Linked DNA regions of Homo sapiens: all the other regions are linked to region 3. A link is a contact called in ENCODE Hi-C data. All regions are on one chromosome and are shown on one strand. Each heading gives the region's core, a stretch centred on a gene start or an enhancer-like site at or near the end of the contact. The rest is flanking DNA. Distances are from core to core; before and after follow the strand shown. Region 1 holds the start of MYL12-AS1 (MYL12A and MYL12B antisense RNA 1). Region 2 holds the start of DLGAP1-AS1 (DLGAP1 antisense RNA 1). Region 3 holds the start of TYMSOS (TYMS opposite strand RNA).

What was found. A loop is a pair of places that touch in the nucleus more often than their neighbours do. Pooled maps may share reads with other maps.
Region 1: a pooled map shows a loop between it and region 3 (10-fold over the local background). The contact joins the promoter of MYL12-AS1 here to the promoter of TYMSOS in region 3. A Hi-C loop is called at or near these places in 4 of 37 single-sample maps with no recorded cell type and 3 of 50 pooled maps.
Region 2: a map with no recorded cell type shows a loop between it and region 3 (19-fold over the local background). The contact joins the promoter of DLGAP1-AS1 here to the promoter of TYMSOS in region 3. A Hi-C loop is called at or near these places in 3 of 37 single-sample maps with no recorded cell type and 5 of 50 pooled maps.

What each region holds. Positions count from the first base shown.
Region 1 is chr18:3,260,324-3,263,622 of GRCh38, forward strand. It overlaps MYL12-AS1 (MYL12A and MYL12B antisense RNA 1), which reads right to left and starts at 2,036. Exons shown (of 4, transcript NR_130145.1): 1 at 1,730-2,036; 2 at 949-1,007. MYL12B (myosin light chain 12B) reads left to right here and starts at 1,810. Exons shown (of 4, transcript NM_033546.4): 1 at 1,810-1,914. RefSeq lists an enhancer at 1,206-1,255 and a silencer at 1,466-2,355.
Region 2 is chr18:3,592,083-3,595,363 of GRCh38, forward strand. DLGAP1-AS1 (DLGAP1 antisense RNA 1) reads left to right here and starts at 2,032. Exons shown (of 3, transcript NR_024101.1): 1 at 2,032-2,158; 2 at 2,338-2,402. All of the region lies in intron 7 of DLGAP1 (DLG associated protein 1), which reads right to left. RefSeq lists enhancers at 1,672-1,791, 3,204-3,281 and a silencer at 2,789-3,083.
Region 3 is chr18:657,041-660,780 of GRCh38, forward strand. It overlaps TYMSOS (TYMS opposite strand RNA), which reads right to left and starts at 1,251. Exons shown (of 2, transcript NR_171001.1): 1 at 802-1,251. TYMS (thymidylate synthetase) reads left to right here and starts at 613. Exons shown (of 7, transcript NM_001071.4): 1 at 613-907; 2 at 2,601-2,674. The coding sequence starts at 703. RefSeq lists enhancers at 337-838, 839-1,338, 1,206-1,325 and silencers at 576-755, 926-975.

The DNA of each region.
Region 1 (3,299 bases), core at 786-3,285, 2.6 Mb after region 3:
TAGCTGGGCGTCGTGGCACAGGCCTGTAGTCCCTGCTACTCGGGAGGCTAAGGCAGAAGAATCACATGAACCCGGGAGGCAGAGGTTGCAGTGAGCCGAGATCAAACCACTGCACTCCAGCCTGGGCGACGGAGCAAGACTCCGTCTCAAGAAAAAAAAAAGTGTCTAATACTGCCAGACGCACTGGTGCGGTGTCTCTCACCTGTAGTCCCAACTACTTGGGAGGCTCAAGTGAGAGGATCGCTTGAGGCCAGGAGTTCCAGGTTGTAGTGCATTATGATCACGCCTGTGAATAGCCAGTGCATTCCAGGTTAGGCAACATAGGGTGACCCCATCTCTAAAAATAAAACGTATCAAATACAACTGAGGAACTAAATTTAAGTTTAGCTGCATGTGGTTAGTGACGATTGTATTGGACAGCACAATTCTAGAAACTTTTTTTTTTTTAATTTAGACTATCGAACCAAAACCTAAGAGTAAATATTGTAGAACCAGGTGTGACTTTTCAGCAATTGCTTTTCTAACACTATTGAGAAAATACACACAGTTATGAACCGCGTTTAGAGCTGTGCTGCTGGGATGGCGACCACCCCATCAGCATCATGTGTGCTTACCAGAAATTCGAATTATCCTCCACCCCTTACTCACTGAATCCTGATACCCGGTTTTGAGGCTCAAAAATGTTTTTAAAAGCCCTGTTATTATGCGTGCTACTGTTTAAGAACTGCTACAGAGTGCTGAACACAAGGTCCCTCTCTTCTAGGAATTTCTGATCAAAGATTTCTAGAATATAAACTCCCTAAGAGGCTTTGAATTCATCTCTCAGCATCCGGCACATGTTAAGGCAGTAAGAAGAGTTCAATAAAGATTTGCTATTAGATTGCCGATCCTCCACCATCCTGAAGTAATGCTATTTTAGTAATGCTAGATGAAGTAATGCTAGATTACCTCAAGGTGAGGGAAAATATCCTGAAGAACACAGCCACAAACACGATCTAGAACAAAACCTGAAAAACGTAGCTTTGTGTTTTTATTTGTGTGTGCATGTATGTGTGTGCGTTGCCATTTTCTTGATAAAGGAAAGCAAGTAGTTCGAATAAAACTTTCTTGTGGCCAAAAGGGGAATCAAACAGCCGTAGGCTGCGGCCGTAGCCTGATACGGCCGTAAACCTTATGAGGGTAAGCAGAGAGGAGTAGGTTAAAGAATTTAACTCGGGCTGTAATGCGGTTTGAAAAGAGAAAGGGATTCTGGAACGGAGAAGAATCCGCCCAGGCGCCGCCCTCACCTTCTCAACATTACATGAGACGAACCCTAAAACCTGTCTTGTCTGAAATTCAAATTTAGAAGAACTGTACTTTTACTTGCTACATCTGGCAACTCAGGGTTCGGCGCCAGGGGACCCCAAATCCTAGGCGGATCGCGCCCCGCCTGGGTCAAAGGGGACCCCAAATCCTCGGCCGATCGCGGCCCACTCGGGTCAAATTCCAGCGGCCTGCCCAGCCGCGCCCAGCGGGCCCAGGAATGCGGAAGGGTGGCGGAGCTACCAAAGGAGCGGGGGACGAGGGCCGGGCTGCGGACGACCGCCGCAGCGCAGGCCGCGATATCGCAGCGGATCGGAGCAGGCCGGAGGGGCAATTAAGACCCCGGCCGTGTGCGTCCGGCCTCAGCAGCCCCGCCGCTCGGCGGACACGCAGACCCCGCCGGCCCGGGCGCGAACACTCAGCGCACCCCCGTTCCACTTGGTCCCGCCGCGCCTTCCGGTGCGCCTTCCGGTGCGCCTTCCGGTGCGCCTTCCGCTCCGCCCCTTCAGGCAGGAAGTGTCGGCGCCGCCACTGTCCGGCCACAGCCTAACGCTCTTCGCTGTCGTTTGTGGTCTCGCGCAGGGCGGCCCCGGTTCTGGTGTTTGGCGTCGGGTGAGTCGCGCTCGACTCTGCTCGCGAGACCCCTCGGGCCGCCGTCTCCGTACCCCCGCGCCCCCTCCCGTCGCGCGCCTGCGGCCGGACCCCGCCCCAGGGCGGCCAGGCGGCGGCAGGACCTGTCAGACTGGCTGAGAAGGGGGCGCGGGGCCGGAGGTGGAGGGAGGAGGGTTGGCGGCGGGAGGAGGGTTGGTGGCGAGGCCCTGGCCCGGACGTCCAGGGGCCGGGAGGCTGCAGGCGATGGAGCCGGTATGGGGAGACGCCCTGCTGGAGAAGTGGCCGGGTCCCGGCCGTGCGTGGGCCGGCCCTGCGCCACCTGGGTGACCTCAGACACCTGGGCCTTGGACGGCCCGGCTGCCCGGCGGCCAACGCCTGCCCTCCCGGCGCCGCGGCGGGTCCTGGCGGTGGATTGGGGCCGACCCGGGCGTGTTCGTGTGGAGCACCTGCCCTGTGCCCAACACTATCCTAGATGCTTTGGAGGGTGGAGGAGCCTCCTGTTGCACGGTCTTGCCTAAGGTGAAGCCTCCAAGGAAGCCATTAGCATGCCGGTAACCGAGTGTGTGGTTGATACGGGCTCAAATGTGATGATTTACATAGAGTTGTAATTCGCTCAGTGTGTCTTGCATCTTGTAAAGGTTTAGTTTATTCGTGTTGATTGAAGAAAGGACCATTAACAGAAATAGGGAAAGGTTACTTGGAAAAGAGTCGTGACCTCACTGAAGGCCTTGGATTCAACCTTAAGAGGGAGAACTTAGCGTTTCCGGCTAGATGTGTGGGAGGTGGTAACGAGCAAAACTCAAAAGCTGGGAATTGTGTCCTGTGAAAAGCAGGCCGTGGGGACACCGGCGGGTATGGAACAGAACTGTAATGACTAATAGTCGGAAATAAGGGTAGATAGGTAAGTAGGACCTTCTTATGGATGTCTTGAAAACTTAGGAGAAAGAAAAGATTATCTAAGAAGCCATAGAGAGTAATTTTGGAGTCTTCACTAACGGAGTAATAAGAAAGGGATGTTTAGAGGATTCGTTTGGCCGCTTTAGTTTAAGGTAGATTTGGAATGGTCTTTTGGTAAGAGAAGAATCAAAGCATTTAGAATTCAGTAGGACCTGATAGATTACCTTGTGAAGGCTTTGCGTTTTATAACTGAGGAAAGTGAAACCCAGAGAGGTGAGGTAATTTGTCGAAGGTGGTGGACCCTCCTGGACTTTATAACTAAGAGCACTTTTGAGTGCTTTAGGCTCTTTTGAGTGAAACAGCTTTTATGATGGCTGACTCGATGTTCGTTTATGCTTTGATGAAACTAAGCTTGAACAAGATGAACTGCAATTTCTGAAGGACAGATGTCCAGACAAGAGTTGCTAGGGTTAGGAAAGAACAGGATT
Region 2 (3,281 bases), core at 782-3,281, 2.9 Mb after region 3:
TTTGCAAACTAGGGAGGGTCCCACAGAGAATGATGCTGAAGAGCTGAAGAAAGAAGCCAAAAAAGGAGGCCAGAGAAAGAGCTCCAACGAGGCTGTCTGGTAGCAATGATGAATGTTCTGCCATCTTGGGAAAGCAGCTGGCACTGATGAGGACAAAATAACTAATAGACAAGTTTGCTGCTGCTGCTTCCAGCCAAGCAGACCCCATAGTTGTGCACTTAACAGTGCATCATAGGGCTCCTGCTCCTTGCGGTGATGTGTTATGCTGGCCGGACTTTCCAACAAATGCCAGACAAATCAGCGGTCTGGCTGGAGTCCTCCACCGGCAAAAATGCGCAAACCCTGGCAACAACAAAGATGATGAGATGAGATTCAGTCCAGACCCGTGACATGCCATTAGATCTTCCTAATCACCAGAGAGCAAATCCTTACTCTGTGTACTGGACACTGTGCTAAGAACTTAATAGACATGGGGGCTGGGTGTGGTGGCTCACACCTGTAATCCCAGCACTTTGGGAGGCTGAAGCATAAGGATCGCTTTAGCCCAGGTGTTGGAGACCAGCCTGGGCAACAGAGTGAGACCTCGTCTCAAAAAAACCCAAACAACAACAACTAGCTGGTCATGGTGGTGCACGCCTGAAGTCTCAGCTACTCGGTAGGCTGAGGTGGGAGGATCACTTGAGCTTGGGAGGTGGAGGCCGCAATGAGCCATGACTGTGCCACTGCACTCCAGCCTAGGTGACAGAGCAAGACCCTGCCTCAAAAAAAAAAAAAAAAAAAAAAAAGAAAAAGAAAGAAAGAAAAAGAAAAAGAAAAAGAAAAAGAAAAAAAAGAAAGAAAAGAAAAGAAAAAGAAGAAAATAGACATGATCTCACATATGTGAAAGATCCCACTATCCCCATTTAACTGATGAAAATATTAAGGCTCAGAGCAGGCAACGGACATCCCTAACTCATCTAGAGATTCAGTGACAGAGTTAGAGTACTCAGGGCTCCAACTCCCATCTGACCATTAACTCAAACCACCTTTGTTTATCTCCCCCGCCCCCCGCCAGTAAACACTCTCTAGTAAACACCTTGTCCACTAAAGCACCGTGGTTTCCACGAGGGACTCCTTCGTGCACAGCCATCCTCACTCTGCAGGAACTCTTAAGTTTCAGTGAATGAATGAATTTGGAGTGGTCAACAAGGGGTGCACAGTTGCAACTTTTAAAATATTGCAGAAGGAGAGAAATGCCACAAAACAAAATGCACATGGAAAAATCACTACCTTATTTCAAAATATTTACAGCTTCACATTTAAGGCCACCCAAAGCGTGGCGGTCAGTGGTGAGAAGGCAGAGATCAGAGGCTGTTGGGGTGGGTCATACACCATGATTCCCGGCCCCCCTCTGGGAGATACAAGGTATCCCACAGTCTTCTCTCCCAGTTACATCCTCCACGGAAACCACAAGATGACTCGCTCAACTTTTTCTAAAGTAGAAAAAAATATGCTTGTGTGTGTGTGTAAGGGGAGGAGAGGGGATGTGAATGAAATGGAGGGTAGTGTAATAATTCCTGTAGTCATAAGACACGCCAGTTGGTAGTTGCTAGTATTCCAGACACTTCCTAACGCCAGACAAATGCCCCAAGCCTCGGCATGTCTGGCCTAGAGATCTATTCAACTGATAGCAGCCGCCTCTTCTGGGGAGAGCAGATCTTTCAGAAAGCACTGGCTGCGCTGCTAATCAAACGCAACATTGTTCTCAGCAAGGAGGAAGAATGGAAAGGTTTGTTTCAGAGTCACAACTTTATTTTTTTTAAAAGGCACCCAAGTTGTTTCAACAAGCTGCTACAAAACTTGGGCTTCCTGAGTGGAGGCTGTTTTGCACAGTGCATGTACTGTACAAAAATCCAGGCAGGGAGGGGTCAGAGAGTTCGTCATTAAAGAAAAAAAAAAAAAAAAGCCCCAGGCACTTGATGCCTGGAAATGATGTCAGACGCAGCCACTCCTCTGTTAGAACTACAGCCAAACAATGCGCAGGCAATCCACAGCAGCTGCCCCTGCAAATGTCAGCGCCAGCCCAGTCAAAAGAGCTTGAAACCTACCAAGCCGGAGGACTGTGCTGTGCCTCTCTCGCCCACATTTTCCCCAAGCACTCTCAGGAACCTGGCAACAGGTAACGTGGCAACCTTTGACTTATAAAAGGGCAAGTGGCACAATCTCAGGGAACAAATGGACTTTTTTTTAAAGCCAGCATCTCCCCCACCACTCCCACACCCCCCTCCCTCCCTCCCTCCCTCCCAACCAAAAGTCTGTAAAAAACAAAACATTGACGCGGGCAGTCCTACTCTCTAGTGTCCCCTTGTGGCCAAGCCTGGAACATCACATCTGTACGTTGCAATCTGTGGATCAGCTACGAGGTAAGTCGCTCTTTGGAAGGGGTGGAGGTCTTTGCTGGACTTGTCTTCCGAAAAGTATGAAGAGTGGAAGTCAAGGCTCAGAATGGCGTCCTTTTTTACCTTATCACCTTAACAAAAACTTCACCTTAGCTGCAGGGTTAAACCTCTGGGTTGGGGCTGGGGATTTTCGTTGTTGTTGTTTTAAAGCAGCAGCCAAGGCCATGTTTTTTAAGGTGGTGAGTTAAACGGAGCAAGAGCTGCGGTAGCCTTTTCCACCCAATCTCTTTCTTCACATCCTAGTCACAGCCAAGGGTAGGGTGGATGGCAGTGAGGATAAACAGCCCAGAAACAGGATTCCTGCAGGGTGGGACTGGCATTTTCCATTTTTATCTGAAGTTGTACTTTGAATGCAGACACCTTTCTCTCAGGCCAGAAGCACTGCTCATTTGTATTGCTGGCTTCCAGTTAGCCTATTTGCAAGGATTACTTAGGATTTCCAGACTGCAGGCCCAGCTACCCAGAGAGTGTGCCTCAAAGCCCCACCTCAAAGCTTTTATCTCTATGTGGCGGGAAACACCCACGAAAATGCCAACGGCGGTATTTGTAACTTGCCTTCTTCCTTTTGGGAACTGCTTTCTGCAGCTCTCTCTGCGTTAGAGGAATAGCTACAGCTGGGAGCTGCTCCAGCCACGCAGGAGGAGAGGGCACCCATTGAGAGGCGGGCACCCCTTCTGTCTCCCTCTGGCTATGTTAACTGGAAACTAGGAAAGGGGTTCAGATCAAAGTAACTGCTGTCTTCAGAAAGTTCCATTCATTAACTAAGTTAGCGGAAATTAAATGGTGTTTGGAGGAAGGTCATTTCAGAAGGCCCAGGGCCAGAGGCTGAGGTCTAAAACTTCT
Region 3 (3,740 bases), core at 1-2,500:
CAATTCTTCTGCCTCAGCCTCCCAAGTAGCCACCACGCCCAGCTAATTTTTGTACTTTTAGTAGAGACGGGGGTTTCACCATGTTGTCCAGGCTGGTCTTGAACTCCTGACCTCAGGTGATCCACCCGCCTCGGCCCCCCAAAGTACTAGGATTACAGGCGTGAGCCACCGCGTCCAGCGCCCTGGCGGTTTTTAATCAAGTAGAAAAGCTGCATTATACCACTTGCTTCGGTTGCTTCAGTGAGAACGAAGAAATGGAAATGCAAATCCCTTATTAGTTGTAGGAAACAGATCTCAAACAGCAGTTTTGTTGACAAGACCGCAGGAAAACGTGGGAACTGTGCTGCTGGCTTAGAGAAGGCGCGGTCGACCAGACGGTTCCCAAAGGGCGCAGTCCTTCCCAGCCACCGCACCTGCATCCAGGTTCCCGGGTTTCCTAAGACTCTCAGCTGTGGCCCTGGGCTCCGTTCTGTGCCACACCCGTGGCTCCTGCGTTTCCCCCTGGCGCACGCTCTCTAGAGCGGGGGCCGCCGCGACCCCGCCGAGCAGGAAGAGGCGGAGCGCGGGACGGCCGCGGGAAAAGGCGCGCGGAAGGGGTCCTGCCACCGCGCCACTTGGCCTGCCTCCGTCCCGCCGCGCCACTTGGCCTGCCTCCGTCCCGCCGCGCCACTTCGCCTGCCTCCGTCCCCCGCCCGCCGCGCCATGCCTGTGGCCGGCTCGGAGCTGCCGCGCCGGCCCTTGCCCCCCGCCGCACAGGAGCGGGACGCCGAGCCGCGTCCGCCGCACGGGGAGCTGCAGTACCTGGGGCAGATCCAACACATCCTCCGCTGCGGCGTCAGGAAGGACGACCGCACGGGCACCGGCACCCTGTCGGTATTCGGCATGCAGGCGCGCTACAGCCTGAGAGGTGACGCCGCGGGCCCCTGCGGGACGGGTGGCGGGAAGGAGGGAGGCGCGGCTGGGGAGAGCGCTCGGGAGCTGCCGGGCGCTGCGGACCCCGTTTAGTCCTAACCTCAATCCTGCGAGGGAGGGGACGCATCGTCCTCCTCGCCTTACAGACGCCGAAACGGAGGGTCCCATTAGGGACGTGACTGGCGCGGGCAACACACACAGCAGCGACAGCCGGGAGGTAAGCCGCGTCCCAGCGGCTCCGCGGCCGGGCTCGCAGTCGCCCCAGTGATGCCGTGGCCCCCGAGGCGGGCGTCATCGGGCAGCGTTTGCCCAGTGCTGGAGGGTTAGGGAGAGCTGCCTGGGCTTGACCGCGCGCCGGTCTCAAAGTCCTGGCTTTGGCCCCTCCTCCGTTTTCCCCTGTGGACCATTCCGCTTCGCAGCGTTTTCAAAAACTGGAGCGAAAGTGATGTGGGCGGGGCAAAGGCGGCGGGAAGAGGAGAGCACTGAAGCTGGCGCGGGAACTTGGTTTCCTGGTGGCCTCCCATCCAATCCCCACGAACCAGCTTTCCTCTTAAACCTTGAAAAGAGAAATTCGGGAGTTCGAGTATAAGTTCTTAGTCGTCCTTTCCTCTTTCCTTTCCGACAGGAGCACCCCAGGCAAAAAATGTCTCGCGGGTCATTGGCGCCAGGCTTTCAGGGGACAGTGGGGCGGGGCGGGGTGGGCACAGGACGTTAGGCAGCCGTTGGCCCTCCCTAAGGCCACACCGTCCTGCCGTCCTGGATCCTGCGCCAGCTGCGCGGGGGAGGGGACTCGAAGGTGTGTGAGCCAGGGGCTGACCTTGACCGCTCAGATAAATGGAGCGCAGCCTTGACACAGGGGTGGAGGTGGTTTTGAATGGGGAAACCCATTCGTGGTGAAGCAGATTCACTGTAGCTAGCGGAAAAGCCCTCCGGCCCACGGACCCATCTAGAGACGAATACATAGCAGCTGCTGTGGCTGATTGGCGTGGGACAGCGTGGGGAGTTTTGTCTGAGGAGAGGGATCCACTTTTCTGCAGCTCCAAGCCCAGGGGCCTTTGATGAGCCATAGACCTCATTTTTAACCCACCTTTCTGCTTAGACATTGAGCAAGTTACTTCTCATATAGCTTCCCTATATGTTAAAAATGGAGAAAATAATGCTTAGTAGGCAATTCTGATAAAAGCAGGTGCTTGCAAAAATCTCTCTGTTGTCTGAATATAAACTGTACCACAAGCGAGTGCGGATGAACGAGGACTGCATTTAAAGATAAGTTTTTACACTTTCATTTCTCTGTGGCTCGACACTTCTGATGCCTCCCTTTTTGTTCCTGGGACACATGCTTGGTGTTGTCTTCACACCTTTGTGACAGGATTAGCACTAGTGGGCAGTGGATGATAGCTCCTCCCTTTTGCCACATGTTCATCCCTGCCCTCGCCACCATCTCACTGTGTGGAATTCCTGTGTCCACTGGTCACCGGGGCACAGAAGTGCTGTCTCAGCCTGAATCGGGCCACTGATGGGACTTGCAGCCTGGGAGCTCCACCGTGATCTCTGGCCCACTTTGCGGGAGTCTAGGCTTTCTGGATGCTCCAGGGCCTCACGTCCCAGGGCAGTTTTCTTCCCTGAAGAAAGTTGGATGGCATGATCTGTCTTCCCATCTTGAAACCGTATGGCAAATTGTTTTTCAGATGAATTCCCTCTGCTGACAACCAAACGTGTGTTCTGGAAGGGTGTTTTGGAGGAGTTGCTGTGGTTTATCAAGGTAAAGAAGTCGCTGCTATTAGAAGTCAGTAGTCTGTTCTCAACACAGCAGCCAGTGAGATCCTTTCAAAACTCAAAGCAGCCAGGTGTGGTGGCTCACGCCTGTAATCCCACCACTTTGGGAGGCTGAGTCAGATCACCTGAGGTTAGGAATTTGAGACCAGCCTGGCCAACATGGCGACACCCCAGTCTCTACTAATAACACAAAAAATTAGCCAGGTGTGCTGGTGCATGTCTGTAATCCTAGCTACTCAGGAGGCTGAGGCATGAGAATTGCTCACGAGGCGGAGGTTGTAGTGAGCTGAGATCGTGGCACTGTACTCCAGCCTGGGCGACAGAGGGAGAACCCATGTCAAAAACAAAAAAAGACACCACCAAAGGTCAAAGCATATCATTCCTCACCCTCAAGCCCTTAGTGGCTCCATTTCACTCAGTAAGAGCCACGGTCCTTATGGTGTCCGTTTTTCAGCTCTGACCTTAGCTGCTGCTCTCTGCACCAGCCCTGCTGTTCTTGTGAGTTTTTGAGCACACCGGGACATCCCCACTCCCTGGAACCTTCTTCCCCCACACTTGGCTTCTTCCTTTGAGTCTCTACTCCACTCGGGCAAGCCTTCCTAGACCTCCTGATTTAAAACTGTGACTCTCCCCCAACCTCCTTGGTGTTTCTCCATAGACGAACATCACCATCTGATGTATGTCAGCCTTTCCCTTCCCCTGTTAGAAGGGGGACAGCAGGTAGTAAAAGTGAAATGTGCTGTAAGCTTTATGAGGGCAGAGGATTTGTTTCTCGTGTTCACTGTTGTATCGCCAGGGCCTCAAACACAGCCTGCCACATAGTAGGAGTCAACATATATTGATCACTAAATGTAGATACCACCTGTGTTCCCATGTTCATATAAATTCTAGAAGAGTCTCTTCAGTAACAAGGTGAACCCCTTCCAGAGGGCTGAGTAGGTACCTCAGGCCGGGGCCAGAGTGCTGTGAAGACAGGCAGCAGCCCAGACCAAGCTTCTCTGTGTTCCGTGTCCTGGTCTAGAACCAGCGATGTTCTTTCTGACCAGTGCTTT